2 separate regions of the Homo sapiens genome follow, and region 2 is linked to region 1. The links are chromatin contacts, found by Hi-C in ENCODE. All regions are on one chromosome and are shown on one strand. Each heading gives the region's core, a stretch centred on a gene start or an enhancer-like site at or near the end of the contact. The rest is flanking DNA. Distances are from core to core; before and after follow the strand shown. Region 1 has its middle 68 kb from the start of LINC01335. Region 2 has its middle 6.1 kb from the start of LINC01331.

What was found. A loop is a pair of places that touch in the nucleus more often than their neighbours do. Pooled maps may share reads with other maps.
Region 2: a loop to region 1 is called in a map of PC-9, with 4 times the contacts of the local background. The contact joins two enhancer-like sites. A Hi-C loop is called at or near these places in 2 of 168 maps with a recorded cell type or tissue (PC-3 and PC-9) and 2 of 50 pooled maps.

Annotation. Positions count from the first base shown.
Region 1 is chr5:74,237,518-74,244,130 of GRCh38, forward strand. No RefSeq gene overlaps it. Among named protein-coding and RNA genes, the nearest start is that of LINC01335, 68 kb to the right of the region's middle. RefSeq lists a silencer at 1,834-2,034 and an enhancer at 4,281-4,330. Within about 2 kb of position 4,359, at least 5 of the 41 ENCODE cell types and tissues checked have a DNase peak (open chromatin) inside an H3K27ac peak, as active enhancers do; they include PC-3 and PC-9, where a contact is called at or near this core.
Region 2 is chr5:74,539,406-74,546,370 of GRCh38, forward strand. No RefSeq gene overlaps it. Among named protein-coding and RNA genes, the nearest start is that of LINC01331, 6.1 kb to the left of the region's middle. RefSeq lists an enhancer at 3,281-3,842. Within about 2 kb of position 3,851, at least 13 of the 41 ENCODE cell types and tissues checked have a DNase peak (open chromatin) inside an H3K27ac peak, as active enhancers do; they include PC-3 and PC-9, where a contact is called at or near this core.

The DNA.
Region 1 (6,613 bases), core at 3,109-5,608:
TGGCTATTCACAGGGGGCTATGAAAACCTCCTGTAGTTAGAGTCAAGAAGAAAGTCTTCGGGTAAAGAAAGATGAAGTGAGCATGTGGGAAAATGGACAAGAGATGGACTTTTCCAGAGACTTTCCAGTTACCAGAAGACTTTGCTATCTTTCCTGTGTGTTTCTATGGGATCTCTTTGCATCCTTATAAACTCCCTATTGACTTGAGCTTCCTTGAAAGGGTTTCTGTTCCCCAAAACCAACAGTTCCTTAGCTAAAACATCCTTTAGCCACGCTGGCATTTTATTTTGAACTCACCCTCTCCTTGCCCTAGTCTCCAGAGGCTGCAGTCACCTTCTACGTTAGGGAGTGCCTAACTGGTAACTACCTTCATTGCTGATGAGAAATGGGAAAGAGGCAGACACAGAAACTGGTGAGAAGTAAACAGTGAGTAACACCAAAGAGAAGATCAAAGTTCTGTCCTGCCCTAAACAAGGTGGGGCACCACTACTACCTTTGAAACAGGTTGTCCTTTCTCATCTGCCTCAGGTAGGTCTTTGGTTCTTTCAGTAACATTTGGAGCAAGAACTAAAGGAGTCCTTGCAGCTCAGCCTCATCCTTTTATTCCAAGAGGAAGATTGATATAAATTGACCCCAATACAGATACACACACATATAAACAATATTATCTGTCCTAATAGATAATAAATCTCTACAACATTTAAACTAACTATTGTAAGTAATTCATAAGAAAGTCTTACCTGAAGAGGAAACAGAATTGCTCATGATTATCTTAGAAGGGACCTAGTATAAAAGAGAAGAGTGATTTCAAAATAGAGAAAAAAGTTGTTTTTGTTTGTGTGGTTTTTATAATTCTATTGAAAATGGAGACTCAATGATTGAAATAGTGTGGTTCATTGGAAAGATCCTTGGACTTGGAATCAAGGAACTTATTTTAGGAAGAAACATGAGACAAGTGCAAAAATAGAACCAGGCAACAATAAATCAACAAATATCATGAGAGAAGGACACAAAGAGGTGTGGAGCTTTGGAGAAAGGGAGATATTACTTCCACATGGAAATGAACGTGGAGGATTTGATGGTAAAAGGCAGAATCAAAGGAATACTTTTAGGCAAACTAGCGGGATCATGGAATAGACATTGTCTGGACCACAAAGCTTTGATAGGAGTATTTGGAACACAATGCTTCAAATGACTACCACCAGAAGAAAGTTGACTTCCTCATCCCACAATATATCTCTGTGGCCATATCTACTATGGGGATCCAGGGTTGAATATCTAAATATCAGTGCAACACATCTAGGAAAGAAATTAAGAAGAGCATTACTATCAGGAAAAAAAGGTGATGACTGACTGGCTGTGGCAGTTTTCCTGGGGATTAGGGTGTGCAGAGGGGGAAAAGGGAGAGTGAGCTGAAAATGAAAACAAGCAGATGCCATGCATCTCTATAGTCCTTGCAGCCTTCCCCTAAAGCTCCTGTGCCTTTTGAGGTTATGTGTGCAAGACTGTGAGGGGACGCTCTTCCATTGGTCAGTGAACTAATTAGGAGATTATTTGGAAGTGTCCACATAGTTGCCTCAGCCTGGAATCTACAGGGCTCACCAGTCCAGGACAGGCTTTTAGGTTGGTCTCTCCATTCCTGCACTACAAGTTTTCCATACTGCACGTGAAACAAGAATTCAAGCCCCTTGGCCCCATCCTGTGCCACAGAACTGGGGTCTGACTGACTCTCAATCAACTCTGTTTCAACATGGTCTAGGGCAGGGAGCCAAGTCTATGCCACTCTATGGATGGGATGGAAATTTTCTTCGCCCCATTCATGAGAACCTTTTTGATTCTCAGCTTTGTCCTGAGAACCCAGTTCTGGCTTCCTCTGATGCATGAGGCCAGATGACTTCCACTCCCACATTGGCTATAAAACCTTTTCCTTTAAGCAACGCACTCTCTGTCACCACAGGCCATGTGGCCCCCACTTCCCCTAACCACTACAGTTCCCTCTTTATCTCTGCTCCTTGAAGCTTCCCTTTCTTGTTTTTGAATTCAACTAGGTATTTTAATTTTTTTAATTTTTAAAAGCATATTTATGCATTAAAACTGGGGTGGGGGGGGTGTCCATGGAAGCTCAGCCTACTATCTTGGCTGAAATTCCTTTTTAGCTAATAAGTGGCAGAGCTGAGTTTCAAATCTAGATATTCTGACTCTAAAGCCAAGGTTAATTTTTTATGATAACGTGTATCTTCCAAGGAATCTCAGTAAGGCTGAAAGACTATCCAAAGTGACTTTTAACAAAGAATAGATAGAGGCAAACTCATGGAATGATTACCCCCAAAAGCTATTACGGGCTAAAATATTTGGGAAGTTTTCAGAAAATGGCAAAAAATGAAGGTCTGTCATGAGTTATGATATTCTAAAGACTGTCTGACCTTCTGAATATGGCAGAAGGCAGCTTGCCTCTCACAACACTCTCCTATGTGAACAGGGGTCTAACTCCACCTGGTAATTTCTATACCCTTCTTGGCTGTAGTCAGAAGGAATCATTGCAGATGCTCTTCTCATCACTCACATATTCATCTGCCTGTGCACATACATCTCGATGCAAACCCAATGAGATGAGGTTAAGAGCATGGGCTGTGCTTTGAGATGTGAAGAAGTCATGCAACCTGGTATCTCTTGGGGGACAGGCAGAAGAAATATGAGAAACATAGATACTCCTTAAAAAAGATGGCATTTGTCCCCAGCTACTACAACCTCAGGGAGGCTGCCACATTCTTTGTACCAAGTTGCCATGCACTAGACAGCAAAATCTCATCAAAAACACAGCTATATTGATTATTCATTTTTTTCCATTTCCACTAATGCTACCTTCTATAATGCAAGTAATTGAGTATTGATTGAGTATTGACTATACTATAACAATTCAGTTAACTGACTTGCCTGGGAAATGGAGTACTTGGTTAAGTGAGTTTCCTGTTTCTAAATAATTTAGGAGGTTGGAACCTACCTCTGAAATTTTATTTTATGCATGTGTAGATATATTGATCGACTTAAATTAATAAACATCAGGTACAGAATATGACAGCATAGGCTTTGGCACAAGCTTGAGTATGCATCAAGACTTTGCATCTCGTTGGCTGCATGATTTTGGAATACTTTTTTAATTCCTGAGCCTTGGTTCCCTCACCTATAGATTGAAGATAACCTCATTTCCTAGGATTATTGTGAAGATTTTATTAGATCATGTATGAAGAATGCTTGGCAAAAGTCCTGATGTAGAATTCATGTCAACAAGTAGCACCTATTATGACTATTATTGTTATTATGAAACTGAAACTGTCTCATTTCAGGGGAGGCTCCCACAGCATGACAGATCCAAGGTAGACTCAGAGCAACAGACAATCAAAGTCATTTGGAAAAAGTGAGGTTGGAAAATGAAACCAACAATTGGCCTATGGATTTGCACAAGAGAAAGTAAGCAAGTAAAGACTAGATCCTGGGCACCCGTTTGGTGGCTGAGCTTACATTGCTTGAGTCAATGCCCTGAAGCCCATGTGGTTAGTTGTTGACAAAGAAGAGAATTCCTTGTCTTTATCAGATGCAAATCCCCAAGAGGTTCAATTTAAGAGCCATTTCTTGGACTGGCTAATATAACCCAGCAGTTAGAGCCAAGATTATCTTCTGTGTGATTATAGCCTGGTTGGAAGAATCATGGCCTGAGTCTAGCTAAGGAGATTTAGACTGTTGTCACTTATGGAATCCCAGCTAATGAACTCTCACACAGCAGGACATGGTTTGAGGCACATCATGAGACATTTATTCTTTAGAAAAGCCACCCCTCTTTGGCCGTTCCAGGCCACCTTCCAGAGCCCCTCTCTGGTTTCCCACACACAGTGTTTGTTCCTCTGGGCATTGCTTCTCAGGAGGCTGGGAAAAAAAAAAGATTGGTCTTCCAAGGTTACTGAACTTATCTCTTTTCCCTTGCTATACAAACAACGTGTGTGAAGGCCACCCAGACTTTTGCAATTAAAGAGGAACTTGCAGGGAAGGGTATGGCCAAGGCTGTTTCATAGTCTGCCAAGTCAAGGCTCAAGTTGCCTCTGTGGGAGAACTCTCCTGCCATTGCTAACTAAGCAGCCTGTCTGTCGATGGGAGCAGTGGGTACATGGGACTGGAAGCTCGAGTCCCAGGTCATTTTTCTGCCACTGGGAAATGTTTTGAGCTCTGCCAGCATCTGCTCACGGGCCACAAGTTGAAAGTGATTTTACATTAGCAACAGAGATTCAAACAAGGAACATCCAACAAATCCTGGTGACTTGCAGCAGTGGTTCTCAGTGTGCTGTGGACCAGTAGCAGCAGCATTACCTGGGAAATGGTTAGAAATGCAAATGCTTGGGCTCCACCCCATTCCTACCTACTGATTCAGAAACTCTGAGGGTTGAGCCCAGGAAGTGGTTTTAAAAGCCCTCCAGGCGATTCAGATGCAGGCTAAAGTTTGAGAACCACTGGCCTAAGGAACTCTGGCAGTGGGAATGAAGAAAATCATTGCAGGGTTCTTAAGAAAACCCAGGTGTGGCTAAACAGATATGCCTGTCCCCATTTCCCACCTACCCCCAGCCCCCACCACCATGATCTAAGAAAGCAAAAGCTCATTGAGGCAGGTGATGTGTTGGACAGAGCAAATACATGACAGGAACACACTTGAGCCTACCTGAGTGGTGTTCAGCATCTGTCTTCATTTGCTCACTTATTAATTAATTTTGTCATTCCCATATGGAGGTTTCTGTTTGTCCTCCATAAATAGCCATCATTACATACAGGATTCTCCAACTAGCAAGGTGGGGAGATGATCCAGGATGGGCAGGGGAGAGAGAGAGAAGCAGCACCAGTCCTGAAGGTCAGAACCAGACCTCAAAACATCCCCACTAGTCCACGGCTCAGAGGAGAAAAGAAGACTGGATATATAAAGGGAAGGGAAGCAGAAAAGAGAGAATGGATGAAGGAGTGGGCATGGGCAGACCCACTCCAATATTTGCAGAACCAGGGGCAAAATGATAAATGGAGACCCATGTACCACGTATCTAAACATTTAAAATGTATAAATCAGTGAACATCAAGTGAACAGACTATTAAGTAAATTATGTAATATTTTCTTATCTTGACAAATATATCTTCATAGCAAACTGGAAGAGCAGGCTTGGTCAATTTAGAATTCCTGGACTCCTGAGAGTTACAGAATGCAATAATGCAAGGAGGGTGGTCACCTAGCTCAGTCTCTGGCCCACGACCTGCTCTCATTCTCTTTCCACTCTGGCTCTGTCCCCATACCATGAAGGGCTTCATTGAAATGCATAAATACACGAGCCCATACATTCAAGCTCCATCCACACCTCTTGCAAACAGCTTCTCTTGGTGACCCCTCAGACCTAGGAGGAGTACCTTAGCACCAGAGGCTGGTATAGGGGAAGATATCCATGTGGGCTCTGGAAATAGGATCATGCCTTTTGGATACAGAATTCTAGGGTCCCAGTTTCTTGGAGCATGGTCTTGCAGGGGAGCAGACTCTAGATAGTCACAATTCCTTGGCCTGTGGATTCTTCAACCCACGGGAAGGGTAAGAAAAACAGGAGCAGATTCTCTGAAGCATGGGTCCAGGACAAGGACCATCTTGCCCAGGTCTAAGGATAGACCAGATAGAAAAGAGGAGGAAACATCAAAGACATAAGAGAGAGGAAAGGAAATAACAGGTGAAAAAGACCTTAGAAGAAATTCTTCATAAAGTGGCTTTTACTGTTACCTATGTACGTTGAGGGACCTGATGTTTCTCTGGGCATCGAGGGAATGGGAACGATTCTTCCTCTGAATTAGCCTTATCCCCGAATGGTGGGGAGAAGTGAATGTTCGTGCCTGCTTCATGTTTTATTCTTCTGCATAAATTACAGTGCAGAGACTAGAGACATCTAATTTTCCTGTTATAATAACCATAGATCTATTATAACTTTCTTGCTACACATTAAAGGGAAGGAAAAGAGGGAGGGAGAGAGGATGGAAGTTAGTCAGTCAATGATCAGAGACCAGAAGTTTCTCTGGTTGAAACAAAAGAATATTTCATGAGACAAACAACTGAAAAGCAAGTTTACACAGAAAATTGGTAACTTGATGCGGCATTTTGGGCTTGATCATGTGGGTTGGTTGTTACTTGGCTTAGCTTCTGATGTTGTAAAAATTTCATTTGTGAAGGTTTCTATGGCCAATTGTTTTGATGTAGATTACTTGAGTTTTGTTGTTTGCTGTTTAGCAGACATGAAATATGATCCATTTTCTCTGGGAATGTTTCATTTCCTGGAGCTGGAAATGCAGTGCGGTTAGGTAAACTGCTCCATTTCTGAGCCATATGTTATAGTGTTGAAGTACAGGGCAATCCAGATCACAGCATTCTCAGGCTTTCAGAATAATTATTTTAATTGTTTCCTGGGAAAAAATTACTTTCTAAGGATAAAATCAACAGAAAGAATCACAAAGAAAAAAATGATAGAAAAACATTATGATAAAATGTAAAACATCATGAAAAAATGTAAAATAAGTCAAACTTAGAAACAGATATGTTACAAATATGACA
Region 2 (6,965 bases), core at 2,601-5,100, 300 kb after region 1:
TAGAACCCAGCAAGCCTGGTGGTGTAAACGTCATCTCTTCTCTATATCAGAATGTAATGGAATAAGTTTTTTATCTAAAACCTCACTTGGTGTAGCCTTTATATTATTTCCACTGTGATAGATGAAAGAAAAAAAGAGCAGTTTAGAATGATATCTAATAATAAACCTTACTGGTCATTCAAGATCTAGTGATATTCATTTGAAATCTGAAAAGGATTTCTGCCAGAGAATCAAGGCCTGAGGTTGTCTTCATTTCTTTACCATAACTCCCCTGCCTCCTTCTATCAGCAACGTACTCTCAGCACACCCCCAATTTCCTCTTCCCACTGCCTAAAACCGCATCTCCCAAAGACGTAACCTGGCAACCCTACCCAAGAGGCCCTTCCCACCACTCACCTGTTCTTTCTCTACAAGAGCAGCCTATCTGTTTCATTCATGAAATATATCACCATTTGTAATGTTTCTTTCTTTTTTTTCTTTTTTTTTTTTTTTTTTGAGATAGAGTCTTGCTCTATTGCCCAGGTTGGAGTGCAATGCCACGGTCTCGGCTCACTGCAACCTCTGCCTCCCAGGTTCAAGCGATTCTCCTGAGTAGCTGAGTAGCTGGAATTACAGGTGCCCGCCACAACGCCCAGCTAATTTTTATATTTTTAGCAGAGACAGGGTTTCACCGTGTTGGCCAGGCTGGTCTTGAAGTCCTGACCTCAGGTAATCCTCCCACCTTGGCCTTCCAAAGTACTGGGATTACAGGCATGAGCCACAGTGCCTGGCTGTAATGTTTATTTTCTTATCGGCAATCTTCCAGAACACACTGTAAGCTCTTTAAGGACAGAAGATAGCAGATGTGAAAAAATTGTTGCATGAATAAATTAGCAAATAAATAAGTAGTAGCACTATTACTTTAGGAAAGTCCTCATAGCGCTCTAGACCATGGTCGCCACACCCGTCAAATAAAAGAACTCACAAGGATCCAGGCTGAATATTCTATGATTCTAGGACTTGGTAAAATCAGCACTAGTGCTTCACCAGAAAATGCGAAGCAACCCTGACTTCAAGGCAGTTTTCCTAGTAGAAAGACATAATAGGTAATGGATGGAAGGATGTTCGGCATTCTTATCCCACTTTATAAAAAATGAAGACACCTAAATACATTTTGTGTATAAAAAGAGGCTCCTCCACACATGCAAGTAGATTGATTCAACCTGTGTCAGCAGCCAGGGGCCCTGGAGTCAGCCCCTCCACTGGAGGACACTAGCAAGAAGATATTTGCAAACTACTTTTTCTGATGGAGTCAAGAGAACCTCTGGTCTAACCCATGAGCTTGCATTAGTGCCTCAGCTCAGCCTAACTCCAGCACCATCTTATAGATCCTGAAAGTGGGTGGTCTGGAGCTCCGCTTCTAAACTTCCTCAGATTCAAGCAAATTCCACATTCATTTGAAAGACAGAGGCCAGAGGGATTGGCTGGATCAGGGAGGTTGGTAAATACAGTGCCTTTTTTTTTTTTCTTTTATCAACAGGAAATACAAGCTCCAGTTCTGGATGAAAGGGAAAAAAAAATCATTGAAAGTAATTTATATCTGAAACTGTTTAGTAGTGTCATCCTAATTTACAACAGAACCAATTCCAAATTAAAAAAAAAAAAGTCTTTTTCTGTTTCCTGTTAGCAAAGAACATGGGGTTATTTAAAAAAAAAAAAATCCACTGGATTTTCCCAAGTGTTGATAAGGTCTGGAATCCTGCAGATCTCATGAGAAGAATTCAAAACTCCTAATTAAAAGTTTTGTTCTCACAGTCAAATCTTGAAACTGTGCCGTTTGGCTTCACTTCTCTATGGTTAATTCATTTTGATCTTCTTCCAAAAGATAAATTGACAATGTGGGATGAACCATTATCAGAAGCTTATTAATTATTATTATTTCTGGTTTTGAAAGGAGAAGAATTTTGCTGTAACATACCTCACCTCATACGGAACCCAGGGCTATGAGTGAATACATGTTGAATGGAATCTTTCCTGGATTAGTGACAATTGTTCATCTCTGGGGCTAGCCAGGTAGGGAGAAATTGTTTATTAAATAGATTACACAATCTATTGGGCTCAGGTTGAATATAGTGACAGGAAACTGAAAATAGTCCTGACATTGGATGACTTGGTGTTTTTCGTAATTTTAAACAGATAATTCAGATGCTGGTGTTTTGGAAGGCTGCCCAAGATCTGCTCTCCATATAAGCAAACTATAAAATGCAAACTAGGGCTATGACAGCCACCTACCTCTTTCCCTGAGGCAGACTTCATACTTCCTGAACCAAAATACTTGTCTGACCACAATACTGAATATTTGGAATTGGGACTGTCCCAGAAATCTGGGACATATATGGTAAGGACCTGAAGCCTGTAGTCAAATTGGAGTTTTCTTAGATGCTTGGTTAAAATTTAAATATTTTCAAGTCCAGTCCATTTATAACTTAGTGTACTAAGTTGTACTCAAAAAAGATGTACCAAAAAAAATGATGTACTCAAAATGTACACATTAATGCAGTGGTGGAGTTAGCTAGGTAACCTCCTTTTGTTAGCAAAAATGAGAGTCTTACTTCTGAGATCTTCAGAGACCATTTGGAAATTTCTGGAAGGGAAATGGCATGGATGCCCTTTCTGCTACCAAGACTGTCAGTAGTTACACAAAATTATATTATTAAAAGTCCCCAGATGGGAAGTGGCTCATGCCTGCAATCGTAACACTTTGGGAGGCTGCGGTGGGAGAATCATTTGAGTCCAGGAATTCAAGACGAGCCTGGGCAACATAGGGAGACCTCATCTCCACAAAAAATTTAAAAATTAGCCAAGCATGGTGGTGCACACCTGTGGTCCTAGCTACTCAGGAGGCTGAGATGGGAGGATTGCTTGAGATGGGAGGTTGAGGCTGCAGTAAGTCGTGATTGTACTGGGGCACTTCAGCCTGGGTGACAAAGCAAGACCCTGTCTCAAAAAAAAAAGGTCCCTTTTCCCTATTAAACAGTACATCTGTGTTTGGAAAGCTTTGGGTAGAGGACCCAGGTAGGAAGGCCATCCTTGTGCCCAGGTGGCAGCAGCCATTGAGGGTCTGAGGGAAGTCCAAACCAAAGGTTAGCCCAGGACCATTCTCCTCAGAGACTAGAAGGTCTCTCCATCTTAGGACTGAGGCTACCTGAAACAAGGAGGAAAGGTGATGCTGAATGGAATCCGTGTTAATCAAGAGAAGGGCCTTTCCTGTGGTTTATGCCTCTCTTCATTACTCACCAGCAGGCTCTGCTGGCGCCTGAAGCCTCTTCCAGTGTTGACATCCTTTTTGGCCATTTCTAGCAGTGTCTTTACAGAAAACAGGGTGGGGGAAGACATAAGAGGCAAAACTCAAATAGCCTAGTTTTCCCAACCTTTACAACTAAAATATTTTTCTGAACAAAAAATGGGAAAGTCGTGGCAAATAATCATGCCTGATAGTTCTGTTCCCTTTGCCCATGCGTGACTGAAACTGAGCCAGAAGGATTGAATTTTCTTACTCTATTTTACCTTTTTATATATTTTTTAAAATCATATTTTGAAGGCACACAGGAGCTTTTCTTTAACCCAAGAGTGGCACCCTGTTATAGATATTCTCCAGTGACCCAACTCCCATCCCCTCGCTTTTCTATAAAAGGAGCCTGGAGTTATAAGAAAGACAGGACAGCCCTCCAAACCAGGACGTCATGGAGAGGTCAGCCCACCCAAAGAAGATGCAGCACATGCAGGGTGTGGAGAGGGAAGTTCACGGGTGACGGGAGACACTGCCCTACGCCGCTAAATCCCTGCAGCCTCCTCCCCCTCATCCCTGTAAAAGTGAGTCAGAAGAGCTCACTTGTCAGACTCCTCCCAGCCCAGAGTTGAAACAAGCTTTCCCCCACTCCATGCTCCACAAGCCACAATGCTCCAAGCCTCCTCAAATTCATCCATGAAGCTCTGTGGGGCCTGCAGGCAGGCACATTCCAAAAAAAGACCTGAATATTTTATTGACAGTGGAACCCTAATTAGGTGGTTTCTATAGTCGCCGATTTCTCTAGCACTTGAAGGCAGAAGTCAGCGTTTTTGTCCCCTTCTAATTTGCCCTCTCTACCCCTCACACTCCAGACCCAGGGCTGCTGGCACCCCTGCTGAGAAGAATAGATGGGGAAGAAATATTTCCGGGATTAGTCTCATAAATCTTTCACTGGCTTCCCTGGAAATTCTCTACCCTTGAGCAACGGGGGTGTGGGGTGAGGGGAGGAGTCAGATCACTCCTGACTCATTAGCGTGTTTCCACGATGTGCCAGCTAGATCATCTAAAAATTATTCAGCTGCCCAGGAGGAAAGCCTTTTTGCCAAACTACAGGCTTATTCGAAGAACTTAATGCAATCCTCAGCCCTGGCATCCAACCACAAAGCCCAGCAAGCTCTTCAGAGAGCCATTTCCTGACCCCAGAGGCAGTCAGTGACCCCCTGGAGTGGATTTTTACATAGAGATACTGTCCTTAGCCGCAAAGCTTTCTAAAGAAGGGATTTGGGAAAGAAAATCTATTGTGTTGTTGGCTTTGTGCGTGTCTGAAAGAAGAGAAGTCATAAAATCTTTGTGTTCTTGATGGAGTGAGTTCCAGGAAATATTACCTTTCCCTTATCAGGTCCCCATGAATTGAATCAGGCTGATAACATAGCCTTCAGGTTTCCACGTGTGCATTCACCACCTACATTTGCAAAAACTCTTCCTTTTTCTGTTTTGTCCTCTCTCATATCTAAAAGATTTTATCAGCACTTTCTTGCTGTATCTGTGTCTGTTTTCAGTCCCTTGTTGGTGTTCTACGTGGTATGTCCAATTTTATTAATAGCAGGAGGCCGGGTGTGGTGGCTCATGCCTGTAATCCCAGCACTTTGGGAGGCCGAGGCAGGTGGATCACTTGAGGCCAAGAGTTCAAGACCAGCCTGGCCAACATGGTGAAACCCTGTCTCTACTAAAAATACAAAAAATTACCTGGGTGTGATGGCACATGCCTGTAGTCCCAGCTACTCGGAAGGTGAAGGTTGCAGTGAGCTGAGATCGCACAACTGTGCTCCAGTGTGGGTGACAGAGCAAGACTCTGTCTCAAATAATAATAATAATAATAATAATAATAGCAGAAGTTACCATTTATTGAATGCTGACTGTGTCAGCCACTGTGACCCTACATACATTTGTTCATTGATAACTGTTTGTTCATTGCAAAGTAGATCTTTAAAAGCCTATGATCCAAATGAGGAAACCGAGGTTTAGAAATATAGCTAGAAAGTACTAGTCAGGACTCAGAGCCCGCGCTGTCTGACTCCCAAGCATTTTCTCTCAGCCACTTCACTGAAACACAGACAGCCCGGGAGATGTGCATTGCTTTAGGTTAACACCCATATCCAGGCACATGCTGCAGAGCCTGAACGATGTCCTCACTGTCACCTCCCCAACCCTCTGAAGATGGTGATGGAAATGAGTGAGCCATGACAATTTCTGCAGAAAGATTCTAAAGTGTTGTCAGAAATCTTGAGGCCAGGAGCATATCTAGCTCCCTAACCCACAGCAGGGTGTTAAATAGGTTCCTGATGACATGCTTTTGATAAAGAAAGAGAGTTCCTCAGGCAATGGAGACTGGAGATCAGTGAGGGGAGGGGTGTTAGAGGAGCCCCACAGGGAACAGAACCTGGGGTGCTATCGCAGGCAAGAAGACAAGTCAGAAAGCATAGACCTAGCACAATTATGAACAGAAAAGGCCATTGTTTGGTAGTCTGAGGTTTTGTAGAGGGTCAAAATTGTAACAGAAGTCCCTCTGCAGTGAATTTTGGACTCCAAAGCTCTTTAGGATTCTCTCTTCCCCAATACTAAGTCTCGCAACATGGGCTGAAAAACTGCTAGAGTCAATGAAGTCTGACTTCAAAAAAATTATTGGAGCTAATTAGAAAAGGCTTAGTTTTGACATCTTCAGTCATCTTTAGTCCTTAGTTTTCCCGCTGATCAAATATATCCATTCATTCCAATCTAATGAAGGCCTGCTGTACATAGGGCTTTTCCCTAGCACTGTGAGAGATGCAAAACATATTGGACACGATCCCTAACCCTGAGTTGCTTGCTCTCTAGGTTGCAAAGCAAGAAATGTGCACATAAAAAAGGTGAATAAAAATATTTCAGACGCCAAGCCGGGCACGGTGGCTCATGCCTGTAATGCCAGCACTATGGGAGGCCGAGGCGGGCAGAACACAAGGTCAGAAGATTGAAACCATCCTAGCTAACACGGTGAAACCCTATCTCTACTAAAAATACAAAAAATTAGCTGGGCGTGGTGGCAGGCACCTGTAGTCCCAGCTACTCAGCAGGCTGAGGCAGGAGAATGGAGTGAACCCAGGAGGCAGAGCTTGCAGTGAGCCGAGATCGTGCCACTGCACTCCAGCCTGGGCGACCGAGCGAGATTCCTTCTCAAAAAAAAAAAAAAAAGTGTATATATATATATTTCAGACACTATCCCCACTTTGAGGCCTAGTAGACACCTTGAACTTTAACATGTCCAAAACAGACCCTGGTTTTCCCAGGATCTTGACCCATCCCTTTCACTGTTCTCCTAATCCTTCTTCAAGGCTCAGTTTATCTCACCCCCTCTATGAAGTCACTATGAGGCCATCAAAAAACACTTTAACCTGTGCCCCTGTCAGGCTTCTGCCACTTTGACCTCAGTAAACAGCAACACTTACCACCCAACTTCCCAAGCCAAGACCAAGACATCCCCACAACTACATCAATCAGTCAACCAGGACCACCATCTTTGTCTTCCAAACATACCCCAATTTGCACCCTTCTCTCTCTCTCTGCACTCACCACCATCACTCACTCAGACCGTTGCAATAGCCTCCTCACTAGGCTCTCTATCTCCACTTGGTTGATCTACCACTGTTTGCCCACACAGCAG